Linked DNA regions of Homo sapiens: region 2 is linked to region 1. Evidence: chromatin loops called from intact Hi-C (ENCODE). Cell type or tissue: B cell. All regions are shown on one strand. Links, peaks and the distances in the headings refer to the core of each region. The heading gives the core; the rest is flanking DNA. Region 1 overlaps RPS6KA1 (ribosomal protein S6 kinase A1). Region 2 overlaps UBXN11 (UBX domain protein 11).

What was found. Hi-C counts contacts between places; a loop is a spot of excess contacts. Peaks named below come from ENCODE experiments on the same cell type or tissue, not always from the same donor. Only the 100,000 strongest peaks of a DNase experiment are listed, where the experiment ranks them.
Region 2: a loop joins it to region 1, with 23 times the contacts of the local background. A loop is called at or near these places in 2 of 110 quality-filtered maps.

The regions. Positions count from the first base shown.
Region 1 is chr1:26,537,234-26,545,553 of GRCh38, reverse strand. The region is part of intron 2 of RPS6KA1 (ribosomal protein S6 kinase A1); the gene reads right to left. Among named protein-coding and RNA genes, the nearest start is that of RPS6KA1, 12 kb to the right of the region's middle. RefSeq lists enhancers at 1-76, 2,575-3,219, 3,892-3,941, 3,952-4,001, 6,385-6,564 and a silencer at 3,462-3,511. In B cell, for the core only: CTCF peaks have their summits at 3,296, 3,500 (motif pointing left) and 6,632 (motif pointing left); DNase peaks (open chromatin) are centred at 2,313, 3,553, 6,633, 7,333 and 3 weaker places; H3K4me3 peaks cover 2,870 bases; H3K27ac peaks cover 7,477 bases.
Region 2 is chr1:26,284,252-26,292,571 of GRCh38, reverse strand. UBXN11 (UBX domain protein 11) reads left to right here. Exons shown (of 15, transcript NM_001389556.1): 9 at 6,535-6,749; 10 at 7,031-7,108; 11 at 8,090-8,210. Among named protein-coding and RNA genes, the nearest start is that of SH3BGRL3, 8.3 kb to the right of the region's middle. RefSeq lists enhancers at 1,706-1,765, 1,776-1,915, 1,193-2,006, 2,007-2,819, 2,696-2,835 and 4 more. In B cell, for the core only: a CTCF peak has its summit at 7,292 (motif pointing left); DNase peaks (open chromatin) are centred at 2,691, 3,251, 7,361, 7,611 and 5 weaker places; H3K4me3 peaks cover 4,535 bases; H3K27ac peaks cover 8,000 bases.

The DNA of each region.
Region 1 (8,320 bases), core at 284-8,283:
GACAGGTGCCTGATATGTGGAGGCAGACGAAGAGAGACACCCAACAGGCAGAAGCAGGCACCCAACAGGTGGAAACAGGTAAGAATGGCATCCATCATGCCTGTAATCCCAGCACTTTGGGAGGCTGAGGCGGGCGGATCATGAGGTCAGGAGATCGAGACGATCCTGGTTAACATGATGAAACCCTGTCTCTACTAAAAATACAAAAAAAAAAAAAATTGGCCAGGCGTGGTGGTCAGCTCCTGTAGTCCCAGCTATTCGGGAGCTGAGGCAGGAGAATGGCATGAACCTGGAAGGCGGAGCTTGCAGTGAGCCGAGATAGCGCCACTGCACTCCAGCCTGGGTGGCAGAGCAAGACTCCATCTCAAAAAAAAAGAAAAAGAAAAAGAAAGAATGGCATCCAACAGGCAGGGGCAGGAGAGAACACATACCCAACAGGCAGGGATGGAGGATAAGGACACGCACCCAACAGGCAGAGGCAGGAGGAATTCATATCCAATAGAAAACAGATGGAGACACGTACCTGACAAGGGGAAGCAGGAGGGGACTCATATCTAACAGACAGAGGTGGACAGAGACTCATCCCCAATGTGTGTAGGCAGATAGGGACACAAGCCCAACAGCCAGAGACAGATGGGGACATATACCCAATAGGTAAAGACAGATGGGGACATGTACCCAACAGGCAAAGGCAGGAGGAACACATCTCCAATAGGCAGAGACAGAAGAGAATACCAACCCAACAGGCAATGACAGAAGGGGACATAAACCCAACAGGCAGGCTGGGCGTGGTGGCTCACGCCTGTAATCCCAGCACTTTGGGAGGCCGAGGCAGGTGGATCACGAGGTTAGGAGATCGAGACCATCCTGGCTAACACGGTGAAACCCCGTCTCTACTAAAAATACAAAAAATTAGCTGGGCGTGGTGGTGGGCACCTGTAATCCCAGATACTTGGGAAGCTGAGGCAGGAGAATGGCTTGAACCTGGGAGGGGGAGGCTGCAGTGAGCCAAGATCGCACCACCGCACTCCAGCCTGGGCGACAAAGTGAGACTCCGTTTCAAAAAAAAAACCAACAGGCAATGACAGAAGGGGACATGTATCCAAAAGGCAGAGACAGATGGTGACACAAACCCAACAGGCAAAGACAGAAGGGGACAGGTATCCAACAGGCAGAGACAGATGAAGACATAAACCCAACAGGCAGAGACAGAAGGGGACATGAACAACAGGCACCTAACATGTGACATGTACCCAAAAGGTGAAGTCAGGCACTTATCAAGTGGAGACAGAGATTGGAACCCAACCACAGACAGAGGTAGGCAGCAAAGAGAGACAGCGGGAGAGTCAGCGAGCCCCAAGCAGACTGACAATACCTAGGGCAGATAGGTCTGACACCTGGCAGACACACGGGCAGGCAGCAGGGCAGGGATCCCCAGGAAGGGGTTAAGGGCAGAGCTGTGGGTTCTTGCTGCTGTACCTGGGGTGGGGAAAGAGATGAGGGGAGACAATCTGCAAACTCCCACCACTCAGGAGAGGACTCTCGTATTTCTTGCAGACCCACCTCTGAGATCTCCCATTTCCCTAGGATTTTCCTCCTATGCCAAGACCTGAGGGGGACCCAGACAGTAGCTGAGAGGACTATCTCCTGAGTGCAATCTGATGTCTTTGACTCTGATCATATCCTAAAAACTGTTATCCTCATTCCAGGAATAGGAAACTGAGGCCCAGAAGACAGTGACTCACCAAGGCTCAAAGCAAACAGTGGCAGAGGTAGCTTGGACCCAGGCGCCTCCCTGCTTACTGCCTGGCCTGGGGTCAGCAGGCATCAAATGCCAGGAAAGTGTGGGCAGGTCAATCAGCCAGAGCCACGTCCTGCCCACCCACATCTGCCTAAAACCCCTTCTCCTTCAGTACTAGGGTCCGTCTGTGACCTCCCACTGTAGGTCCTGGCCCTCGGAGACACAATCTTATCTTCAGGGGAAGATACCTAACCCTTCCTGACAGATGGAGGAGTGGGTGGAACAGCCCCACAAAAACACCACAAAACTGCAGTCAAATCAGACCCCTGAGTGTAACCTCCTGGCGGGACAGGCAGAAAGCCTGGCTCAAAGAGGGACTAAGAGGGGGCCAAGCCCACATGGCAATACCTGCACACCCCACCCTGAGATCTGAACCTCCACCTCACCTGTCTGCCTCTGACTGAGAGCACTCCCTGGGGACAGAGACAGGAAACCACCCAGAAATCCCAAGGGACAGAGCCACCCCCAAACCCATTCCTTGCCCAGTCATGGTGACAGACACCGCTGGAGGCAGGCGACTCTTCTGCTCACCTTTCTGGGACAGGGAACCAAGTCTCTCTCAACCCTGGGGAAATCTGCTGGGGTCTGCATGGTGGGGCTCAAGCCGGTGACCAGAGGGCCCCGTTACTCTTCCTACTTCTGCTTTTTTTAGCCTTCCTGGCCCAGAAGGCAGGGTCTCTGGCCCCCCTCCTTCTCACTTCCCCCTCTGCAGGGAGGAGGGGCAGATGATGGGTCAGGCTCCTCTATAGAGGAGGGGACACTGCAGACCCCAAGCCCATGACCCCAGGGAAGGCCCAGGGGCACACCTCTCCCTATGTCCTCTGACTCTAAGGAGGAGAGACAAGAGCAGAGACAAAAGTCACAAGGCGATAACGCAGTGTCACAGTGGGCATATCAGCACCCGCAAACATCCACGTGAGGGGAGGACCTGAGAGAATGTGGGGCAAAAGTCAGCAAAGGCCACTGTCCGACTGTCCAGTCCAGAGCTTAGATACTGTGTCCCACCCCTCCATAGCATCCTTCCCATGGCTATGCCCACCCACAATGGCAGCCCAGAAAGCAGGCACCAGTGGCCCCCCTCCGGTCCTGCCCTGCTCAGCTGCCCCGAAGAAGGCTGCCAGTCCCAAGCCCCAGGATGGGTAAGGCGGGCAGAAAGCCTGACCAAGGACCTCACAGAGGTCTGAGAGGAGGAGCAGGCAGCTATGGGGCAGGGGTTGACCAGGCCCAGCCCCTTTCTACGTGGCCTCATTTCATCACTCATACCAGCACAGCACAGGCACTGACATGCACACACACACACTCAGGCCGATGATCGGAAACCCTGTCCGCAGACAACCCCTATGCAGAAACACATGCCCCCACGCACACACGGACTTCCCCTTCCCTGTCCTTGCAGAGTCTCTGCGGGTGGATGGCTGCCGGGAGATTGTGAAAGATGCCTCCCTCAGCCAAGCCTCTCATTGCTCTCCAGCTTCCTCAGACAGGGGTTTGGAGGCTGGGGCAGCTCTCGGAAGCCCCAAAGCTCACCCTCCCTACCAACCCCTGGTCCCTCAGATGCAAAGAAGGTAGAGAGGTAGCTACTTTGTGGGAGGAGACTCTCCAGATACGGGCTGAGATAAACCAAGGGGCCTAGTCCACACGAGCCTCTGTGGCCAGCAGGGTACCAGAAGGGGCAACAGGAAGGAAACAGTCTCAGAACTGCCTTTGCTGAAGGCTGTGTGGGCCCTGAGGCCTCTGGTGGCGGGCGGGGGGAGGACAGCCACCAGCCCACATCCCTTGGTCCCTGCCCCATCCCCCGCATAGGGACTTCCTCTTTATTTACTTCCTCCTACAGGGCAGCTGGAAGAGAAGCCCAGAGCCCCCAGGCCTGATCCGTGGTCTCTAGGGTTCCCACCCTGCCAGCTGTAGCCAAGCCCACCTGCCAATCCTGGCCCTAACGGACACCAAAAGCCCCTTCCCCAGCTGGCAGCATTTGCAGGGCCCTTCCAGGCGCTACCCCCTCCCTCAGTGGGACAGATGTCCTCAGACACATCTCCCAGCGTGCCTCCAGGCAGGTGAGGAGGGGTCCACAGCTCCCTGGCAGCCTTGAGGGGGAGCTGGCCTCCAACACTAGGTCAGGACTGGCATGGAGAGATGATGGTAAGTGTGCCTCCTACTGATTGAGCAGTTGCTGCACGCACACAGCCTTTTTTTTCTTTGAGAGGGAGTCTCACTCTGCTGCCCAGGCTGGAGTGCAGTGGTGAGATCTCAGCTCACTGCAACCTCCGTCTCCTGGGCTTAAGTGATTCTCGTACCTCAGCCTCCCGAGTAGCTGGGACTACAGGCACACTCCACAATGCCTGGCTAATTTTTTGTATTTTAGTAGCGACAGGGTTTCATCATGTTGCCCAGGGTGGTCTCAAACTCCTGAGCTCAGGCGATCTGCCCGCCTCGGCCTCCCAAAGTGCTGGGATTACAGGTGTGAGGCACTGTGTCCGGCATTTTTTTTTTTTTTTTGAGACAGAGTCTCACTCTGTTGCCCAGGCTGGAGTGCAGTGGCATAATCATGGTTCACTGCAGCCTCTTGGGCTCAAGCGATCCTCCCACCTCAGCCTATGGAGTAAGCTGGGAGGACAAGTGCGTACCACCACATCTGGCTAATTTTTAAAAAATTTTTTGTAGAGGGCCGGGCGCGGTGGCTCATGCCTGTAATCCCAGCACTTTGGGAGACCGAGGTGGGCGGATCACCTGAGGTCGGGAGTTCGAGACCAGCCTGACCAACATGGAGAAACCCCGTCTCTACTAAAAATATGAAATTAGCCGGGCATAGTGGCATATGCCTGCAATCCCAGCTACTACGGAGGCTGAGGCAGGAGAATCGCTTGAACCTAGGAGGCGGAGGTTGTGGTGAGCCAAGATCGTGCCATTGCACTCCAGCCTGGGCAACAAAAGTGAAACTCCATCTCAAAAAAAAATTTTGTTTTTTGTAGAGGATGGGTCTCCCTGTGTTGCCCAGGCTTGTGTTGAACTCCTGGCTGGGCATAGTGGCGTGCGCCTGTAGTCCCAGCTACTCCGGTAGCTGAGGTAGGAGGATCACTTGAGCCTAGGAGGTCAAGGCTACAGTGAGCTGTGGTTGTACCACTGCACTCCAGCCTGGGCAACAGAGGGAGGCCCTGCCTCAAAACAAAAACAAAACCAAAAAACCACAACTATCCTGAGACAGCCATAATCAAGGTGTTGTGGGTGCCCAGAGGTGGTGACTATTTGCCAGTGCATGAAGTCAAGAAAGACCTTCCAGAGAGGGGCAGCCCAGCTGGGTCCTGAGGATGAACAAATGTTGGCCAGGCAGAAAGGAGGAAAAAAAGACACTCCAGGTAGAGAAAGACCTGTGTGACCAAGGGGCTTAAGGCCAGGAGGGTAGAGTGGGAAGTCAGGAAGAGCTGGCCACTCACTAGCTGGGTGCTCCCGGGCAAATCTGTTTCCCTGTCTGAACCTCGGTTTCCTCCTCTGTAAAATGAAGGTTAGAACAATATGCTCCACTCTCAGATTGTTTCTAGAAGCAAAATGGGCCACAGAGACAAGGGGATGTTGGAAACAGAACTTCTCCCAGGTTTACTTAGTCTTACTGCTGTGGGGTCTCCCCTGGGCAGGCTGAAGGGACAGAGCCCAGCCACAGGGCCCCAGGTACTAGGAGGGTGGCTGGCCTTCTCTGACCAGGCCAAGGGAAGTTCCTCCCAACACCTGAGGCTGCCCAAGGCTCCCTGAAGTCCACAGTCACATCCTGCCTAAGCTCTGGCCAGGGGAGCATGAGGGATCCGGGAGGGATCAGGGTTTCATAAACAGGAAGAGAGGAGGGGAGGGGAGACGCTCAGCTCTCAAAATAGACCTGCAGGCGCTTCAAAGGGGTCCAGCTCCGGAGATAGCTGGGGGAGGGGGCCTGGGATGCCCAGTCCACTCCCAGAAGGGAGGGAGGGCAAATGGAGCCCCGGTGTGCCTTAGGGTACCACGTGCACCTAGGTGCTGAGGGGATCCAGAGAGTTCTCACCCTGGATGGCTATCCACACTATTGCTGCTAAAAGCCAAATCCCAAATCCCAAATCCCGCTTTCTGCCTGAAATGAATAAAATAAACAAGCATTAAACAGCAACATTGTGCCACAAGCCCTGTTAGATACTTTAATTTATATGTACCACATTCTCTTTTCCAGGTAGCCCTGAGAAATAGGCTTTATTCTCCTTTCATTTTTCAGGAAAGAACCCGAGCCTCAGCAAGGCAAATGACTTGCCCAAGGTTACAAGGCAAATAAAAAATAGGTGCAGGATTCTGAACTCAGAATCCCTGACTCTCTTCCCTGCCTCTTTGCCACCTGGAAGGCCCAATTCTTTCTCCAGCTGCCCAAATCCTGCCTTTTGAGTCCCAGCCAAATGCCAGTTCCGCAGGGAACATGGCCTGTGCCCTAGAGCCCACCCCAACTCTTCTTCCTCGGCCATGCACGGCAATGACCATGTCTCTGGTCCACACTCAGCCCTGAACTCAGATGCCATCAGCTGGGTTCCCGGGGACGTGCTCATCTCGTCATGCTACGGAGAGAAATGTGGGCACCTGGAAGGTGGTGGTATACGTCTCTGCCCAACATGGGCCTAGCACAGAGCAGAGGTTCTATGTGCCCACAGCTGTGCTCTTGCCCCATCATAGCGCCTACCACATGGCTTTCCTGTCTCTACCCTCTGCCCAAAGATTGGAAGCTTCTCGAAGGTGGGGGATATTGACTTCATTTTAGGCCCTCCTGTGAACAACAGGGTGCACCGAATGTCTGATTAGGATAAAGTGGCCCATTGCCAGCTCATTCCACTGCACAAAGTGATGAGGTCCGGACCACAGGTTGAGCGCCCCCTGGTGTATTAAGCCCAGAAGTGGGCATTAGGGACACTGGTGGCTGGGACAACAGATGGATGAGCAGGTGCCCAGGACTGGTCCCACTTGGAATCACAGAAAGCCAGTGCTCCTCCTCTTCAGCACTCAGGGTTCTCTGGACTATGAGGAATGACCTTGAAGCCAAACAAGACTTGTCTTCATTGCCCACCAGCTATGTGATGTTGAACCTCAATTTTCTCATCTGTAAAATGGGGACAGTAACAATCTACCTCCAAGGATGTAGTTAGAACTAAATGCAAAGCACCTGGTATGATGCTAGGCATAGGTTAAGCTCTTTCTCTTCCTTAAGTGGCATTCGAGACTCCATGTCCCATCCATCTCCAGCCCTGTCTCTCTTCCTACCCCAGGATCTTCTGCTCTAGAGCAAGAGTCATAGGCTTGGGAGCAAAAGGTTACCTGCCTCGGCAAGCTCCTGCCATCTCCCAGTAAGCTCCTCCAGTTCTTGAGGTGAGAAGCTGTACTCAGCACAGGTCCCTAAATGCTGCAAGCTCCTCTGCAACCCCCAGAACCTCAGCCCTGAGATCTGAACACCGTGTTTCTTCACTGGGAACCTACAGTTCTTCATTTTGTTACTAGGCAACAAGAGGTAGCTACTTTGTGGGAGGAGATTCTGCAGACATGGGCTGAGCTAAACCAAGGGGCCCAGTCCACACTATTTACTGGCCTCTGCTGGTCCAAGGTTGCCACAGCAACCCACAGAGAAGTGGTGCGAGAATACTTCCCTCACCTGCCCTATCCTACCCAGCTCAGTCACCTCATCTTAGGAAGCTGAGTCAAGGTAAACATCAGGACTAATCCTGCATCCATCTCAAAGGTCAAGCTTATGGCAGGTCTGGTGTTCAAGCCAACCTAGGTCTGGAAGGTGGGGTCACTGGCAGGAAGCTGAGCTGAGCAATATACTAGGACATTTTCGGTGCTGGCACCGAAGCTGCCATGTGCCAGGCAGTTACTATCTCATCGTCCTTCACATTGCTCCTGTGAGACAGACACTGTTTCCCCAACTTACAGCTCAGGAAACTGAGACTCAGAAGGGAGAAGAGCTTCTGGTTAAATGGTGGGGATGGAGCCAGGACTGGAACCCGGATTTGCTCTAACACCATGCTCTGTCCCTGCCTAAGCAGCTTCCAAAGACCCTCCATAGCCAGCATCTCCTGTGACCTCACAGCCACCCTGTGAAGGGGATGTGGTCTTTTCCAATATACAGATGAGAAAGCCAAGGCCCAGAGTGTACAAGGAACCTCCCCAAGGTCACACCACTGTCACCTAGTCCTGGTGCTTCTGGCAAAACACAAAACCAGCAACAGGGGCTAGGGGGCTACAGGAAGGGGCCCAGGGGAAGCAGAGATAGCAGGGGTGAGGGAATGACCCTCACACTGGGAAGTGGAAGCCCTAAGAAATGCCATGAGTGCCACATGCCAGGCAATGGGCCTGGTTAGCCTTGAGCGGCCACCAGCACCCCCTTTCCAGCTCACGTGCCCAGATGCTCACTTCCAGGCTCTTGGCAAGCGCAGCTCTACCAAAAGGAGCAGGACAGCTGGCCTGAGCCCCTCCCATCACTCCTTAGAGCCAGCCCAAATTCCATGAGTAAATAAACTGCAGGGGCAT
Region 2 (8,320 bases), core at 122-8,121, 250 kb after region 1:
TTGCAGCTTTCAAAGCATTTTCTTTTTTCTTTTCTTTATTTTTCTTTTTATTTTTTGAGGCAGGGTCTCACTTTTGCCTGGGCTGAGTGCAGTGGCACAGTCATGGCTCACTGCAGCCTCAACCTCCTGGGCTGAAGTGATCCTCCCACCTCAGCTGTCTGAGTAGCTGGGACTGCAGGCACGTGCCACCACACCCAGCTGATTTTCTTTATTTTTTGTAGAGACGAGGTCTCGCTACGTTGCCAAGGCTGGTCTTGAACTCCTGGATGCCAGTGATCCTGCTGCCTCAGCCTCCCAAAGTGCTGGGATTACAGTTGTGAGCCACTGTGCCCTGCCAGCATCTTCATAGCCTTGACAGGGGCCAGGAGTTACTCCATTTCACAGATGGGTAAAGGGAGGCACTTAAGGAGTCTGTGGACTCATTATTGAGGGAAGAGGGGCAAGACTTAAGGCTGACAGCCCACTGTAAGGCAGTTGGTCACTGAGGCAGAAGATGAGATGATGCCCAGCTTGAGGGTGGGGATGGTGAGAAGGGATGGGCAGAGAGATTTAAGTAGAATCCGTGGCCTTGGTGTCTTTACATGAGGGAGAGGACCAGAGGAGTCAGGGATAACCCGAGGGAGCACAGCTGCGGGAAAGATGCTGAGTACACTTGGGACACAGCAAAGCTGGGGGCTGTGCAGTCCCTATGATGCTAGGAAGGGGAGCGTGTCCCTGCTGCCCAGGGCACTGTAGGCCCAGGCATGCCAACTCCAAAGCTCTAACTGAACCCAGGGTGGGTGTCGTGGGGAGAGTTCTCAAGGGACCCCTGGCATGAGTGAGAGGTGAGGCCCTATTGGGTGGCTGCAGGTGCTCTGAGAATGTCTATCCTGGATCTAGGCCAGAGGCCCACAAGTGCCGCACCCTGGGCCCTGCTGTGGCGGGCTGGGCTCAGGCTTCAGGTAGGCCTGCCATCTTGTTGCAGGGCAGCCTTCCTCCTGGCCAGGGGGGACCTCCTTGCTCCTTGCCAGGTGGCTGGTTTCTGGACCTGGCTCTGTGGATTCCTACTCTGCCCTGTTTGGTTGTTTGTGCTCTGAGTGCCTCAAGTCAAAGTAACTTGTGAAAAACCCTGCCCTCCATCTTGGAGGCCCTGGCCATATCTGTGGTCCCTCCGTGCGTTCTCTTCCTTCTTTTGTTCTTTGATTTTTTCAGCATGGGCGGGGGGCCTTGATTCGGCTCTTTCTGCCAGATGAATGACGTTTTTCGTCGCTAGCAGCTTCTGTTCCTGGGACATCTCTCCGGCGTCCCCGTTCCTCTCTCCCCAGGTGCCACCCTGCTCCGCCCAGGGGCCTCAGGCTCACAGCCTGGCCCCCGCTGGCCTGCCTGACACTCGGCTGATTGCTCTGCTCTCCCTCTGTTGGAGAGGCTCCCACAGGCGCTGGGGTGGAGGCCTGTGGAGGGTGAGCCAGGGCCGTCTGTGCCGAGCCAGTGGGGTGATCAAACTTCCTGGAGCCTGGGACTCCTAGGGAGGAGGGCCGGTGGGGCCATGAAGGGGCTTGGCCTCAGGCTGGATCGCTCACTCTCCCCCTCTCTCTGCCAGCGTCACAGAGCATGCTGTGCCAGGTGCTTCAGGGTCTGTGGAGACATGAAAGGGACAGTCCTGCTCTGGTCACACGCCACTGGGGCCAGGTGTTGGGCCTCGGGGCTGAGAGCTCTGGTCAGCTCTGAAGTTCTCCCTTCCCCCCCACCCTCTGCATCTCTGAGCTCCTCACTCCTCACTACTTCCCTGTTCCCCTGAGAATCCTCACCCTCTCATCCCCCTCTGAAATCCCCACTTCCCCTACCCAAGTCAGTCCCTGCCTCCCTCCATGGCTCCACCTCTCCCTGCCAGCACCCCACACGCCTCCCTCCTTCCTCTCAAGCCCCACACTCCTGAGTCTGGGTTGGAGGCCCCCTGACTCCGCAGCCTGCGTGACTTGCCCCTGGGCTTGCCCTTCAATCCCAGAGCCACCTGGCTTGACCCCTCCCCACCTGCACTTCTGCCTCCAGCCTTTGCTCCTGCTCTGTCCCCACAGAGCGCCTTGCCCGCTTCCCTCCCCTCTGAAGCTCAGGGCAAATCCAACCTCCGCCAGCAAACTCTGACTGCCCTGTGTGGGCTGTGCTGCTCTGTGGGGAGGGCTCTGCTTGAGGGAAGGGGCTAAAAGCTCTGGCTGAGGCAGGGTTCAGGTCGGGTCAGACCCCAGATCAGCAGATCGCTGACCCCCTCTGAGTTCATTTCCTCCTCAGTCGTGCTGACGGGCTCCTAGGGCCACTGAATGGATGTGGTAATAAACTGTGACAGCCACTGTCACCTAGCTGTTGTCATGCATGTCCCAGTGCTTGGCACATGGGCAAGGGTGTGTGTAGCTGCATGTGATTGGCTGTGATGCCCGTGTGCCCAGGCTTGGATGATCAGAGCACATTGGAACAGTCATCTGCACATGATGAGGTGGGGACAGGGTGGTGCGTAGCTCAATGGCAGGGGCCAGAGAGAGCTGCAGGTGGGACCCGGCAGGCCTGAGTTCAGATCCTGCCAGTCCACAGGCTGGTTGAGTGTTCTGGCGGGGACCAGACCTGCAGGGCCTCCTTTCCTGCACTGGCTCCTCTGAAGAGCAGAGTGACTGCAGTAAAGTCCCCAGAGCGGGGCCTGGCTTGCAGGTGTGTGGTAATAGTGGTTCCACTTCCTGTTGCAGCCGTCTTTGCCTGAGGGTCAAGGGCAGGCACATGGAGGGCGGCACCGCGTGAGCTGCCGGGGTGCCCTGGGCACTTGTGCAGTGAGGGGCTGCCACCTCTCCACTGAGCATGGTAGGGTCTGGCCCTCTTCTGGGCTCCACAGCCCCCACAGTGATACTTACACATGCCATTGTCGCCATTTGCCGCCCCGTCTTCTTCACTTGAGTCTGAGCCTGAGGATGGCAGGACCCTGGGCGTGGGCATCGCCATGATGGGCAGGGCCTAGCAGAGCACGGGTGCTCAGACATTTCTGGAAAGCAGGATCCAACCCTGCTTTTAGTGGCCCAGCCACTCTGGGCCAGGCCCAGGGCTCAATGCTCCTGAGCTCAAGGGGTGCCCAGCATGGCTGGAAGGCAAACAAGCAAGCAGAAAGCAGCGGCCTGTGACGAGGGCCAAGGGAGTAGGTGCAAGGGCTCCAGGCATGCAGCCTCAAGGCAGGTTGGGGGTGGCTCCTAGCAAGGCTTCTTGGAGGAGGTAGGGGTGAGTGGGCACAGCTTGAGCCCAGCGATGAGTAGGCGGTGCTAGGGACAACAACAGCCACCATCTGCCAAACGCTTCCTCCAAGCCTCACAGCAGCCCTGTGAAGTGTGGAAACTTTTATCGTCCTCATTGTACAGAAGAGGAAGCTGAGGCCCATAGAGGCCCAGGGTTACAGAGCTCGGAAGTGCCCTCCAGTGCCCACCAGAGCGCAAGGCGAGGGGCATGTTGAGGGTTGGCTGGGTGCTAAGTAAGGGTCTTGGGAGTTGGGACAAAGAGCTTGGACTTGAGCTCCCTTCTCATTTTAATACACTCGTGGGCTCTCAAAGTTGGATGAGGCCTCAGAGGTGATCTCCCAGCATTGCCACTCTCCCTGGAAAAGGGACCCCAGTAAGCAGCCTCTCAAGAACCAATATTGAGAGGCAGCCTATGTGATCACTGAGCACTGAGGCTGAGTCACTTGGGCCCTGCAAGCTGCATGATCTGGGGCGTGACAGCTCATAAGGCCCAATTTCCTTATCTGTAAAACAGAAATGGTGATGCCTGCCTCCTGGCGCTTGGCACAGGGCTGTCATTTACAGACAGGTTCACCAGCTGGATCTTGCAGGCAGTACAGGGTTCTTACCATCTCCCCATTGCACAGAAAGGATGGCTGTGGCTCAAAGAGGAAGTGCCTTTCCATTTGAGTTCTGCTGCTAGCTCAGGGCAGACCTAGGACTTGCCCTCTGACCTTACTCCTGCTGTGTGACTCCCCAGCTGCACCTCTCTCCATCCACGGGTCAGGCCTCAGTTGAACCCTGGTGGGGTGGTGGGGGCTCACTGGCTTCACAAGGCCCTGCTGTGGTAGCTCTTCCCACCTCATTCTCTCAGTGCTGGTTTGCCCAGAGCTGTGGTTCCTTCTTCCTGGCCCCTGGTCTCATCTCCACTCTATCATATCCAGCATCTGCCTGGGCCACCTGCTTTTACTTCTTTAAGCCAGGGCCATTTTCTTGGCAAGCTTCTCTCTTCCCCTTCGTCGTTTCTTGGCATCCTCCCTGGTCTCACCCCATCCCATGTCAACCACCCATGTTCATCAGCCTGAAAAACCCCCGGCCCTGGGAGGCGGCAGGAGCATTGAATTAGGAGTTGGTGTATTTGGTGCTCTTCCTGGCTCTGTCTGGTCTGATCAGGCCATGTCATCTGACCTTTCTGGGCCTCACTTTCCCCATCTATAAAGAAGACAGAGCCCTGGTAACACAGCGAGACCCCATCTCTACAATTTTTTTTTAAATTAATTAGCAGGGTGTGGTGATGCCTGCCTGTGGTCCAAGCTACTTGGGAGGCTGAGGTGGGAGGATAAGTTGAACCCGGGAGGTCACGGTTGCAGTATCATGACTGTGCCGCTATACTCCAGCTTGGGTGACAGAGGGAGACCCTTTCTCGGAAAAAAAAAAAAAAGGGTTGAGGCAGGCATTGTATGAGATGATCTATTCTGCTATTGTTTTTAGGTTTGCCTATTTGTCCTTAAGGTAGTTGTTAAAAGAAAAGTGTCTTGGTATCATTCTGTTAGGCGAGTTTTTCCTGGGAATCTCAGGGACTATGTGGGGAGCCCCCGGAGGGGCTGGGGGCAGGTATAGCCCCTTCAATGGTAGGAAATATAGGGGAGAGGAGAAGGCCAGCTGGGGCCTACCATTTCACCTGCTGCAAAAGCAACAGGAAACACATCTGCACCTCCCTGGTACAGCCACTGCACCACTGAGAGGAAAGGAATTAGGTCCCCAGAGCCCTGACCCACATCCTGCCGCAGCCTGCTTGTCCTGTTGAAAAACAGCCTCTCTGAGGCCCCAAAAGTTATTGGTGTGTTGTAGGGCACACCCAAACAGATGACTTACTTGGGGGCCAGGTCCCATCAAAGATGACAGAACAGGCCCCTGGTCTGTACCCAGCCAGCATCTACCTGCCCTCCACCTTTCTGCTCTGTTGTCTGTCACGGCTGTCCCCACCGCTCCGTATTCTCCCCTGAAGCCAGAACACAGCTGTATGCGCCACACGTGTTTCAGAAGAGGAGGCCAGAGCTTTGTCAGCTTCTCAAAGGGGTCTGTGACCCAGAAATAGTTGCACAACCTAAGGTCTGTCCCATATCTGTTCTGGCCAGCAGCTGTCCCTACATCCTCCCTGAGAGCCATCTGTCCCTCTTCTGACCTCCCTCTCCTGATGGTGCAGATGGGTGGGGGAAACAGACTTGAGAGTCAGCCCCGGCTCCCTTCCCAGTTCCTCCTCTCACCAAGTGGCTTGGGACGAGTCATTTTTCATCTCTGTGGGCCTGTTTCCTCATGTGTAAAATGGAACTAAATAACCCCTGCCTCAGCCTGGCGTGGTGGCTCACACCTGTAATCCCAGCACTTTGGGATGCCAAGGCGGGCGGATCACCTGAGGTCAGGAGTTCGAGACCAGCCTGACCAATATGATGAAACCCCATCTCTACTAAAAATACAAAAATTAGCCGGGTGTGGTGGCTCATGCCTGTAATCCCAGCTACTCAGGAGGCTGAGATAGGAGAATCGCTTGAACCCAGGAGGCAAGGTTGCGGTGATCCAAGATTGTACCATTGCACTCCAGCCTGGACAACAAGAGTGAAACTCCATCTCAAATAAATAAAAATAATTACCCCTGCCTTAAGCCTCAGGGTTGGCGTAAGGACCATGTGTGCAAGGTGGAGTTGGGCACAGTAGCAAACATGGACAGGGTGCGTGTTCCAAGCTGGCTCTTAACATGGTTACTTCTTGGAGCCTTACAGCCATCCTAGGAGGCAGATACTACTGTCATCCATTCTAGAAGAGAATGCTGCAGCACAAGCATTAAATGACCTAAGGTCACACAGATAGAAGGGAGGAACTGGGATTTGAACCCAGAAGGCCTCGATCCAGAGCTGGGAGCTCTGCCCTGTACTTTTCAGCTGCCAACCCAGTGCCTGACACAGATCTGGGATCAGATCCTGCTTCTGCTGCTTACTACTGTGTTTCTCACAAGCCATGTAACTTTCTCTAACCCTCAGTTTCCTCATCTGAAAAAATGGAGGTGATTATAGCCTTTATAGATAGGCTTGATAAGAAGTGGGAATGGAATATGGATAGTAAACCCCTAGCACAAAATAAGTGCTCAATAAAAGACAGCTGCTGTTATTATCTAGCGTTGTCCTTTTCCCCAGGCAGTCAGTTAAGGAGACATTAAGACCACTGCCCAGCTTGGGAGGGAGCCACAGAGGCTAGGGCTGCTAGGGACATGACAGCCAAAAGGCGGCTCACAGGTGTCTGTCCTCTTTGCCAGGGGACTCATTGGCGCCCCCTGAGGTGGACTTTGACAGGCTGCTGGCCAGCCTGCAGGATCTTAGTGAGCTGGTGGTAGAGGGTGACACCCAAGTGACACCAGTGCCCGGCGGGGCACGGCTGCGTACCCTCGAGCCCATCCCGCTGAAGCTCTACCGGAATGGCATCATGATGTTCGACGGGCCCTTCCAGCCCTTCTACGATCCCTCCACACAGGTAGGAGCGGTGTTGGGGGGGGTGGTGCTCTAGTGCCCCTGCTGCCCACTGTTAGTTGGGGATGATGAAGCCAGCTCACCCCAGGCCCAGCCTGCCCTCCACGGGGCACCCAGGCCCACACACGACTTGCAGAGGCCCCTCTCCCAAGGCCTGGGACTCTGAATGTTTCCAGAGTGCGGCACTGGGTGACCCTGGATCTAGGGCCTGCCATCCAGACCAGTGGCAGGGCAGGGTGGGCCCAAGGCCCAGGCCACCCCCTCACTTTTCCTCTTCCCTTGCAGCGCTGCCTCCGAGACATATTGGATGGCTTCTTTCCCTCAGAGCTCCAGCGACTGTACCCCAATGGGGTCCCCTTTAAGGTGATAAGCTGCTCCTCAAACCACACCTTTGGGGATTTTGAAGGGAGTGGGGATACACAGCCTCCCCAGACACCTCCCATTCTGAGGGGAAGCCGCTGCACTCCCTGGGGGACCCCAGTCTGATGCCCTCCAGGAGGATAAGTCTGAAGCCGGGCTGGGAAGGGAGCGGAGAGGCCCGAAACAGAGCAGCAGGCAGCGCCCTCTGCTGGCACCCTGGAGACAGCCTCGGCTGCGGGGCCCCTGCCTTCTAGTCCTCCCCAGCTTTCAGGACACCTTGACAACCTGGGGTCCCTGCAGAAGTGGCCCGGCTGTCCCCCAAGTCTCCTGAAGCTATCTGGGTAGGGTGGGAGGCAGTGCTGTGAGCCACAAATGCAAAGCAGAGGGGACAGATGTTGGGACTCAAAGACATGAGGTAGAGCTGGCCCCATGGGTAGGTGCCACCACCAGAGCCCATGAGGCTTCGTGTTCTAGAAGGTGGTGGGTTAGTGCCGCACTGAGGGCGTGTCCGGGAGGGAGCATGTGTCACCAGGGCTCAGGAAACAGCATGAGTCATGACGCGGGGGTGTTTAAGGCATTCGTGCCACAGCGGGGACCTCGGAGCTATGCCTTGATAAGGCAAGTGAGGTTACATGTACGATGATGCGGTTTGTGCTGCAGACTGGAAAAAAGCAGGGGCTTTGTCCTCTCCTGACCCCCTCACACTCTGCCTTCACGGTAGGCTCCTGAGAGGGGGGTCTCCAAGGAGGGTGTCAGTACTGCAGCTTCAGCTGGCGTGGATGGGGTGCTTACAGGAGCAGCAGGGCTGAGGGAGATGACAGCAGTACGAACCGTGGCTCTCCTGAGGCCTGGGTTTCCTCATATGTAAAATGGGGGTTGCATTAGACCATACCCTTGGCCTGTGTTTAGGCAAATAGGGATGAAAGTGGGGCCAAGGGCTGAAGAGCTGGGTCCGCTGCCGTCGTTGCCCTTCTTTCTTGCCAGGTGAGTGACTTGCGCAATCAGGTCTACCTGGAGGATGGACTGGACCCCTTCCCAGGCGAGGGCCGTGTGGTGGGCAGGCAGCTGATGCACAAGGCCTTGGACAGGGTGGAGGAGCACCCAGGTGAGTTTGGCCTCCAGGCTGAGCCAGGGGGCTGGGGGACTGCAGAACAAACTCCAGGGGGGCTCCACCACCACTCATAGTCCTTCCTGGGCCCCGGTTCCCAACTCTGC